2 separate regions of the Mus musculus genome follow, and region 2 is linked to region 1. Evidence: chromatin contacts called from ENCODE Hi-C or POLR2A ChIA-PET data. All regions are on one chromosome and are shown on one strand. Each heading gives the region's core, a stretch centred on a gene start or an enhancer-like site at or near the end of the contact. The rest is flanking DNA. Distances are from core to core; before and after follow the strand shown.

Region 1 (4,831 bases), core at 835-3,334:
CACCTTCAGCCAAACTCCTGGAATTTAACCCCAACGTTAGTGGACACAAACTCATTTCAAACCTCTCAGTGCCTCTGAGAGACAACTCTACTGCCCAGGTGAATGTAAAGCGAAAGAAAGGGGCGCAGTAGTAAATTCTCAGCAAGCTGGGATGCTCTGCAGATCTGGGGTTGTGCTACACCTGATTTCAGAGGTGGAGCCACCTGCAAATGTCCCTGGAAGAAAGAAGAATGTACCCCCTTTTGCAAAACACTTATCACACCAGACTTGAGAGGAGAGGGCGACACTGACGTGTCAACCAAAGCATGGGCTCCTGGGGGATGGGGAGTGGGGGACATGGTCGAAGTCACAAAACCTGGTATCACTCAATCCATTCCTTGAATGAATAGAATGAATGAGTGAATGAATGAAAGGCTGTGTGCTACGAATCCCTAAACCAGGCACCAGTCGACCAATCAACGCCTTCTCCTGCAGCTCCGCCCCCGAGGCCACACACCCCAGCCACTGTCAGAGTTCCCTCAGACTGCTTGCAAACTCCGGAGTAGTGGATTACAATCCTTTCTGAGTCCTGCGCATGCTCTGCGGTGACTAGGGGGGACAAATTTAAAAGCGATTGGCTGGGGGGAAGACAAGCTCCGCCCGACTCCGCCCACCCAGGCTCAGGACCAATCCACAGCCGAAGGCTCGCCTTTCCCAGCACCGCCCCGCCGCCCGCCGCGCCCTGGGGCGGAACCTATCGTGAATCAGGTTGAGAAAAGAGAAGGGAGGGGCGAACGGGAAGTGACGCACGAGCGCCAACGGAAGGCGGGCGGCCGGAGTTTGTTGCCCTGGGAACTGAGCTCTCGACTACGTCAATCTTGCGTCATAGGTCTTGTATATTTTACGCATGCGCGGCCACATAGCAGAGCGCGGGAAGAACACTAATTTAGGCCAAAAATGGGTTCAGGGTCGCCTGTGAAAGTGGCCTGGATTGGGTGGAAAAGGGTGAGGTGTCCGGCCTGAGGCCCAGAAGGTGGGATAGGCGTCTCTATGAAGATTCACACATTTTTTTTTTCCTTTTGGGACAGAAGCCCCAGTAGCCCAGGCTGGCCTTGAACTCCCTAATTAGCTAAGGGTAACCTTGAACTCGTGATCCCCAGCTTCCACCAGCGTGCCGAGACCGCAGGCTTAGATCATCACACTTGGTTTATACCGTGCTGAGGGTCAAACCCAGGACCTCACAAGCCAGTCCCTCTTATCCACAGAGCTACAGTTTCGTCCCTTCCTGAATTTGTATTCAAAACTCATCTGTGCCAGAACACGTCATTCCGGGTAACTTGAATGAATTTGTGTTCTTGGCCATTCACCCCTGTTTGGCTCAGAAAAAAAAAAAAAAAACTAAACTAAAAAAAACCAATCATGCCTTTTTTTATTATTCTTTGTAACCACACCTTAAAGCCGGGTGTGGTGGTACAAGCCTTTAATTCCAGCACTCTGGAGGCAGAGGCAGATGATTCTCTGAGTTCAAGACCAGTCCGGTTTACAGAAAGATTCCAGTACAGTCGGAACGACACAGGAAACCCTGTCTGTTGCAGATAACAACAACAACAAAAAGCAAAACAAAAACCCACCTTGATCATTGACCCACCTAAGGTCATTTAAAAAGAATAGTTTTTCATTTTTCAAAGAGACTGTTAATTTTGGGAAATACCTTGAACAATGTGTGCTTTCCAACTGTAATAAAATTGGTGTGAATTGTCAACAAAATAATTTTTCTCTTTTACCTAATTTTTCATTCTCTTGGTATAGCTGTCATGTTGTAGAAGCAACAAATTTTTTGAGTTAATACGAAATAACTTTCACACACAGGAACTGCCAAATTATAGAATTTGTTAGTTAACCTAAGTATTATATTTGTGCTAGAGTATTCATACCGAAGCAGAGTGATCACTTGTAGAACCAGAAACCTTGTTTACAAAATTTATAATCCAATTTTTTAAATGGAATTTTACACTTCAGAGAAAAATATAAAAAGGTATAAGAAATAAAAATTCTTATCAAGGATTAGTGGGATCTGCAATTCCACATGTGACCACCAGGTGGCAGAAGGTGTTAGCAGCCATGCTAGGAAAACAAGCCATCTGGGTTGAATTAGGAGCTAATTGCCTCAAATTGTCTCTGAAACCCAGGGTTTGTTGGGGAGCCTGGGTCAGGGAGTTCTGGACGCATTCTGAGTAGACAAGCCGGGGAGGAACTCATAACAGATTTAACTGAATTGGCAGTGATCTTAAATAGTGATTTAAGAATTCAGGTTATACTGGACATGGCGGTACAGGCTTTAATCCAGAATTGTGGAGACAGACACTTGCCAGTCGCTGTGAATACAAGGTTAGCCTGGACTACATAATCCCTTATCACAAAAAGATTCAAGTTCTTAATTACATTATATTATGTTGTATATCAAATGTCATATATATTAATAATTATATATTACATATATAACATATATAATTAATATAATTGGAAATATGTGCTGTATATTTGTGAAGTTATTGCCTTATGATTAGAATATTGGCTTGTATACTCCCTATCCTAAATAATACAACATTAAATTAAATTTTTTAGTTTTTAAATTTTTACTTATTTATTCATGTGTATACCTGGGTGTGTCCACGGTATCTTTAACCTAAGCACTTAAGAAGCAGACACAGGCAGATGGTTTTGAGTCTGGAGACTGTCAGGGCTGCAAAGAGAAGCGGTGTCTCAGAAACCAGAAAAAAAAAAAGAAAGAAAGAAAGGAAAGCAGGCAGGGGCCACTTGAGGAGCCTACCTGTAACCGCAGTTCTCAAGACTGCGGGAGGAAGACCTCAAATCCAAAGCCAGTTTAGGGTGCATAGCCACATGGCATGGTTCTGACTCAAAGAGAAATGGTGGACAGGTGCTAGGAAAATAGCTCTGCGGTTAAAGCACTTGGAGTTAGTGCCCTGAGATACCATGTGATGCATTATAGATGGCCAGCCTCAATATAATATAATGCCATATAATATATAATTCCAGGCTCAAAGGCAAAGACGGGATTCCTTGAGAAAGCTGCCTAGGAAGATTAGGGCTGGGCTGTGGACTTTAGTGAGGGACCCTGCTTCAACAAAGCAGTCAGAGGAGGATCAAGGAAGATTCGCAGCATCAACCTCAGGCCTCCACACGCACAGGTAGGGATGTGTAACACACACCCACACAGATACACATATATATGTACCCAGTCACATGCAAAGACATGCATACCACATGTCTACACATGCATGCCACACACGGAGACAGGTGAAAAAAGGCAACATATCTCCATGAAGGGACTGGAGAGATGGTTCCGTTGATCCAGTCTTTGCCCTGTGAGCATGAAGAACTAAGTTAGGTCCCCAGGACTCACGTGAAAAGCAGTCATGGCTATGTGCGTTGGAGGAGTCAAAATGGAAGGAGCCAGGGTCTGGCTGGCCAGCTGGTCTAGCCAAAAGAGTAAACTGACCAAGTCATCTCAGTCAGCCAATGGGTTCTCCAGGGAAGGAGCGAGGATTAAAAAGAAAAAAGACAATTAGACACCACTGAGGCACGACCCCAGCCTGTTCTGAGGCTTATTTTTTCCCAGTCTGCTTTTATACCATTTTAAGTACATGCAAATAATAAGGTCAGTTCTAAGTTAAGGAACAAATAAGACAATAAAAAAAAAAAAAAGTCCTGGGATCAATGTTTCTAGGGACTTATCAGGATGCCCAAGATATCTGAGCCTATTTCCCTGTCCTAGCCCAAAGTCAAATTCCTGCCAAGTTTCTAGAAGCGGCCCCCAAAGCTCTCCATAGTAAACCCCTGGTCTCGAAATACAAGCTGACAAATTCTGGACACACAGACACATAAACACACATAGACATACACACGGACACACACACATACACACAGACACACACAGACATACAGACACACACACACACACCTGACAGGACATGTCACACACATCTTAAAACTTCCCAGCTCAGCAGGTAAATGTGTTCGCTGCCAAGCCAGAAGACCTGAGTTCAATCCCCAGGACCCACATGGTAAGAGAACTAACTTCCATAAATGTCCTCTGAGGACCACAGAGGTGCCCATACACCTATTAACATATAAACAAAATATAATTAAAGCCTCTTTTTCTTTCACTAGTTCTGGGGTCTGAGGCTGAACTTGATGGTGGATGCTGGCTGAGCACATGGGAGGCCCTGGGCTCTTTCCCAGAACCACAAAACAAACTAAAAACCACCTTCACAGTTCAGTGCTGAGGGAATGGTATAATGAGAGAGGCTTTGGACAGACTGTAATGACATCTGCTCTACCTCTCAACCAGCTTTTTTTTTTTTTAACATCCCCTCACTGTTCTTCCTGGTTATCCCCTTCCACAATCCTTTTCCCATTCCCCCTCCCCTTCTCTGAGCCTCCCACACTGGCACTTGAAGGCTCTGGGAGGCTAGGGGCTTCCTGTCCCACTGAGGCCAGACAAGGCAGCCCAGCTAGAAGAACATAGCCCACAGACAAGCAATAGTTTTTGAAATAGCCTCTGCTCCAGCTGTTTGGGACCCACATGAAGACCAAACGTGTGGGAAGGCCTAGGTCCATCCTGTGTATGTTCTTTGGCTGGTGGTGCAGTCTCCGAGAGCTCCAAGGGTCCAGGTTAGTTGACTCTGTTGGTCTTCCTGTGGATTTCCTACCCCCTTCAGGGTGGGCAATCCTTCCTCCTAATTCTTCCATAAGGGTCCCTAAGCTCCACCCACTGTTTGGCTATGGATGTCTTAGTCAGCTGCTGGGTGGAGGAGCCTATCAGAGGAGG
Region 2 (4,831 bases), core at 1,545-4,044, 68 kb after region 1:
GCCGACTAGGCCATCTGAAATCTTTGTGATAAACAAGAAAGAAATGGTACGGTTTAACAATGATGTATTTATGTGTCGGATTGGCAAAAGGTCAACTGTGCTTGTCACTTTGACAAAAATTAAAGTCATCTGGGAAGAAAAGACCCTCAGCTAAGTGCCTCTATCAGATTGGCCTATAGGCAACATGTAGGTTTTCTTGATTGATATTGAAGGGTGCAGCCCACTGTGGATAGCACCACAGTGAAGCAGGTAGTCTTGGGTTGCATAAGCTGAGCAGGCCATGGGAAACAAGCCAGGAATCATGGGTCTTTCAACTTCTCCTTCAGTTCATGCTTCTGCTCTTGCTTTGAGATTTCCTCTTTCTTCTTGCTCTTGCTTTGAGAGATCCTCTGATTTCCTTGGTGATGGGATTATGATCAGGTTTAGTGGTTTGAATAGGAATGGCCCCACAACTGGGCATGATAGCGCACGCCTTTGATCCCAGCACTCGGGAGGCAGAGACAGGCGGATTTCTGAGTTCGAGGCCAGCCTTGTCTGCAGAGAGTTCCAGGACAGCCAGGGCTACACAGAGAAACCCTGTCTCGAAAAAACAACAAAACAAAACAAAACAAAAAAAAGGAATGGCCCCATAGACTGTGTTTGAATGCTTGCCCCATAGGGAGTGGCACTATTAGGAGGTGTGGCCTTGTTAGAGGAAGTGTGTTACTGTGGAAGCAGGCTTTGAGGTTTCCTATGCTCCAGCTAAACCCAGTGAGGCACATAGTCTCCTGCTGACTTCAAATTAGGTTGTAGAACTCTCCAGCACCATGTCTGTCTGCACACTGCCATGTTCCAGCCATAATGATAATGGGCTAAACCTTTTAAAACTGTAAGCCAGCCCCAACTAAACACTTACCTTCCTCTTGTCTCTCTTGCCCTCTTGCTCCCCCCTCTCCCCATTCCCTCCCCTCCCCCTCTGCCTTTTTCTGCCTCTACTACCCTCTTAACTCCCCTCCTCATGCCCCGAATAAACTCTATTCTATACTATTAAAAAAAAAAAAAAGTTTACCTTCATAAACATTGCCCTAGTCAGCGTGTCTTCTCACAGGAATAAAACCCTAAGACATCAGGACGTGAGAGCCAAGCAAACCTGTCCCCCTCTGAATCCCAGTGTCCTTGGTCATGATGATTATGAGCAACAGAAAGTCAAGTAGAACAGAGGCCCTCCAAACACCTGTACCAGTGCATTAGACAAGACAGAGACACAGCTCACAAAGGTATGTGGCTTGTCGGGGTTCCTAGCAACATGTCTCAAGTACAAACACCACAGGGACCCCTAGGGATGCCCATGGCTGCCTGCTGAGCCTCCCCTCCCAGAGCCAGCTGGCTACTAGACAGCTTGAGGCTACTAACAAGGCTACTAACTCAAGATTCCCTGAGCTGGATCTGAGTAGTCACAACTGCCATCTAACAAGGGGACATACTCCACTCTCCCTGGCCCAGGAGGCAGCAGCTCACAAGCTGTAACCTGCAAACAGCTGGCAAAAGAAGGCACAGCTGGACACAGCCAAACACAGCCAAGGATAACATATTAGGCATGGTTTTGGTGAAAAGAGGCTGAGATGTCAGCCCCAAATTTAGAGCAACCAGCATCTAACTTTCCAGTTCCATCCCATCTCAAAGGGAAGCCATGCGCTTGGCAGACACAAGTACACTCGACCCCAAGGAGCTTTCCACGTGGGCTGGCACCGAGATGGACACCTATGGAGAGTGTGAGCTCAGCTCTACAGAGTCTGCTCCTAAGGAAGGTGATGTACACAGGGCACAGTGCCCGTATCAGGTATCACAGTCCCCACTCATCACTAGGCAGAGGCTGAGCTAACAGAGTCAAGGAGAGCCCTTCCTTACTACAGAGGACAAAAAAAGAAAAAGACTGAAGCAAAGCTTTGCTGGTAGTGAAGAAAGGGAAACTATTTTTGATCAGTTCAGACAGAGGGGAACCCCACGCCAGCTTGTCATCTGAAAACACTGACACGGGAGACTAGGATTAAGTTACAAGGGACTGCGCATCTCCAAATGCTGTGTGCGGCCTAGCACAGGCAATCAACTGTGTGTATTATTACCTGCCAGGGGCTGGGAAGTCTTCGGCAGTGGGCTGGGGCTCCTCAGCCTTGCTACTTACACTGCAGTGTGGACGAGAGAGGGGCACATGAAGCCCCCAGACCTGGGATGAAAACCCACACTGCAGCTGAGACCTGAGGCGTACCACACACAGGAGAGGCAGGGCTGCCTACCCTGGCTGCTCCACTCTGCACTAGAAAGGTAGACAGGCTGGCAATGTGAGGTGGCTTTTGTCAGGTCCCATTACTAGGAAAGACATGCATACTATGTCTATTTTCATTCCAGTCTGGGCTGGTAGCTCGTTTGATTGTGTATCTGCATCTGAGCACAAGAGGTGCCACATCCCTCCTTCAGGAGCTTTCTCTTCATGCTCCTCCCAGTGTCTAATTATAAATCTGTACCAACAAAACTGTGAATAAACTCCTTATGCTTTTCTTTCTTATAGAGCTTTAAATAAAAACAATGTGTAAATTAAACACAAAACCTTAAGATCAATAAATCTCCAATTCACAGTATGTTAATTTGCCAGGGAGGGCCTGCTCAGTTCATTCACACCCAGTCCTGGGATTCCCTCCAACTTGGAGCCTTACGCCCATTATCTGTTCCTGGAGTGGCAGCGACAACCCACGTGCCACTGGGGGTGGGGGCAGGGAGATCAGAACATGACACAGAGCTGTGCAGTCAGTGTCCCCTCCCTGCCCTAACATAGTGCGTTCCTGTCAGCACAGAGAGTTGGAGCAGAGCCACCAGGTACCACGACTGCCTGGCCCCACTGGGAATACAGACAGGCACAAAGGAGCCAAGGCTCGTGGTCACTTAGCAACAACCGTTGCCAGGCCTGCAGGAACTGTGCCCGCCCTTCATTCTCAGACTGTCAAAGTCTGGACAGACGCTTTATTACTTTTTAAATAAAGCCACGATAAGGCTAAAAATAATAAGGGAAGGTAACATTTTCTATGGTTACCACACCAGGTTGACTCCTCCTCCTCCTCCTCCCCACTGCAGAGGAGGCGGCTGCAGCACTTCCGCTTTGTTATATTGCCAGCAGAAAACACACACATACACTCACACTCTCTCTCACACACACACATACATACACTCACACACATACACACTCACACACACACACATTCTCTCACACACACACATTCTCTTTCTCACACATACTCTCTCACATATACTCTGTCTCTCTCATACACACACACACACACACACACACACACACACACACACAGTATGTGGTGGACTGTGGGTTGCACTTCGGAGTGTTTTGCATCTGAGCAGCCTCGCTGAGAACCTCAGCGCGCCCTCATGAAGAAGCCCACGCACGGCAGCCGCCCGTGCCTCCCAGGTGACGCGATCTCCTACATAAGAGAAACAAGTAGCCTTGGAAGCTGTCTGAATCTCACCCCACTAGGCCCCGGCACATGCATCCTCACCTTGTCCCTGCCGATCGGAAGGGGCATTGCTGTGTACAGATTCTTCCTTCCATCAAACACTGGCTTCCGGTCCCCGAAGATCTGAGTTTTAAAGTGCTGGACCATGTGCTCCACAATTTCCCTAGAACAGGCAGAGAGTTCAGCAAGACGTCAGTGAGGCTGCGGGCTGGCATCTGTCCGATACACACTAGCTTTGAAGGCCCTTTAGGAGACCAGGGGTTCCATCTGTCATGTGGCTTTCTACCCTCTTCTGTGGGGGGAGGAAAAAAAAAAAAAAGACAACCTAGAACCTGAAGTAGGCTCATCTCATTTTTCTGGTCACACAAATGTGGGAGAATGTTCTAATGAGTTACATGGGGCAGATAGTGTTTGCTACCATAACATCAGAGTACCAAGGGTCACTGAAGGGGTAACTGTTGGAATTTCTGTCTCAAAGTTGTAGAATAGACACCCATACCTCTGTTGTGAGTCTGTGTGTCCATGGTAGTCCACAAACCCCCAACCCCACTTTTTACAGTCACAGGCATGGTGCATAACCATCACCAACATCTTTCCAAATAAATCTCCTCACTCACTATTCCCCAAGGCAAGCAGAAGGTAGTTAGTTGTACAGACATCTAGAAGGAAGCCCTGCGGACTAGGCTCGCCCCAGGCCCGCCCCAGGCCCCTGACCTCACTAAGCTGTTAAAGCGAGCCCTCAGGATCACCTGTGCACTCTGTACTCTAGAGCAGTCTGCATGCTGAACACATGGGCGGCAGCAAACCACCAGGTCTCAACCTGGCCAACAGGGAGCAAATAGCCCCACTTCTCGAGAACCTACAGGTCACACCACCATCGCCACGTTCCATGCAGGGACACTGAAGTACAGAGGCGGTGAGAGGCTACTGAGGGAGCTCTCCACTGCACCCCACTTTCCGGCCCTGGGAACTGCTGTGCAGTAACTGGCGGGTGCGGGGGGGGGGGGGGGGGGACTATTCTCCTTGGGGCACGGAGTTAAAAGTTTGCTCAGACTGCCTCCCACCCCAGCCTTTCCAGAACACTATGAACAACCCAAGCTTTTACACAGACACATTAAATATTTTAAAACTGCTCTTCTATTTTGTTGTTTTGAAAAAAGATTTTTGCTTTATTTTTAATTACATGTATTATTGTGTGTGGGTGTGTGCATGCAAGCACAGTGCCTGTGGAGGGCAGGAGATCCCCTGGAACTGGTTAGCTGCTTGCTGTGGGTGCTGGGAAATCTACTAACCCTCCTGCCACAGACTCTAAGGGTCACTATTTTTTTTTTTAA

Evidence for each region. Hi-C counts contacts between places; a loop is a spot of excess contacts on that map. ChIA-PET counts read pairs that join two places held with the same protein, here RNA polymerase II (POLR2A).
Region 2: a loop to region 1 is called in a map of heart, with 2.2 times the contacts of the local background. The contact joins two enhancer-like sites. A Hi-C loop is called at or near these places in 3 of 37 maps with a recorded cell type or tissue (CH12.LX, heart and left cerebral cortex). POLR2A ChIA-PET finds 5 or more read pairs at or near these places in 3 of 5 experiments (Patski and embryonic stem cell).

What each region holds. Positions count from the first base shown.
Region 1 is chr15:73,066,968-73,071,798 of GRCm38, forward strand. No RefSeq gene overlaps it. Among named protein-coding and RNA genes, the nearest start is that of Trappc9, 8.2 kb to the left of the region's middle. Within about 2 kb of position 2,085, at least 1 of the 3 ENCODE cell types and tissues checked has a DNase peak (open chromatin) inside an H3K27ac peak, as active enhancers do.
Region 2 is chr15:73,134,454-73,139,284 of GRCm38, forward strand. Ago2 (argonaute RISC catalytic subunit 2) reads right to left here. Exons shown (of 19, transcript NM_153178.4): 3 at 3,540-3,660. Among named protein-coding and RNA genes, the nearest start is that of Gm31725, 28 kb to the left of the region's middle. Within about 2 kb of position 2,795, at least 3 of the 3 ENCODE cell types and tissues checked have a DNase peak (open chromatin) inside an H3K27ac peak, as active enhancers do.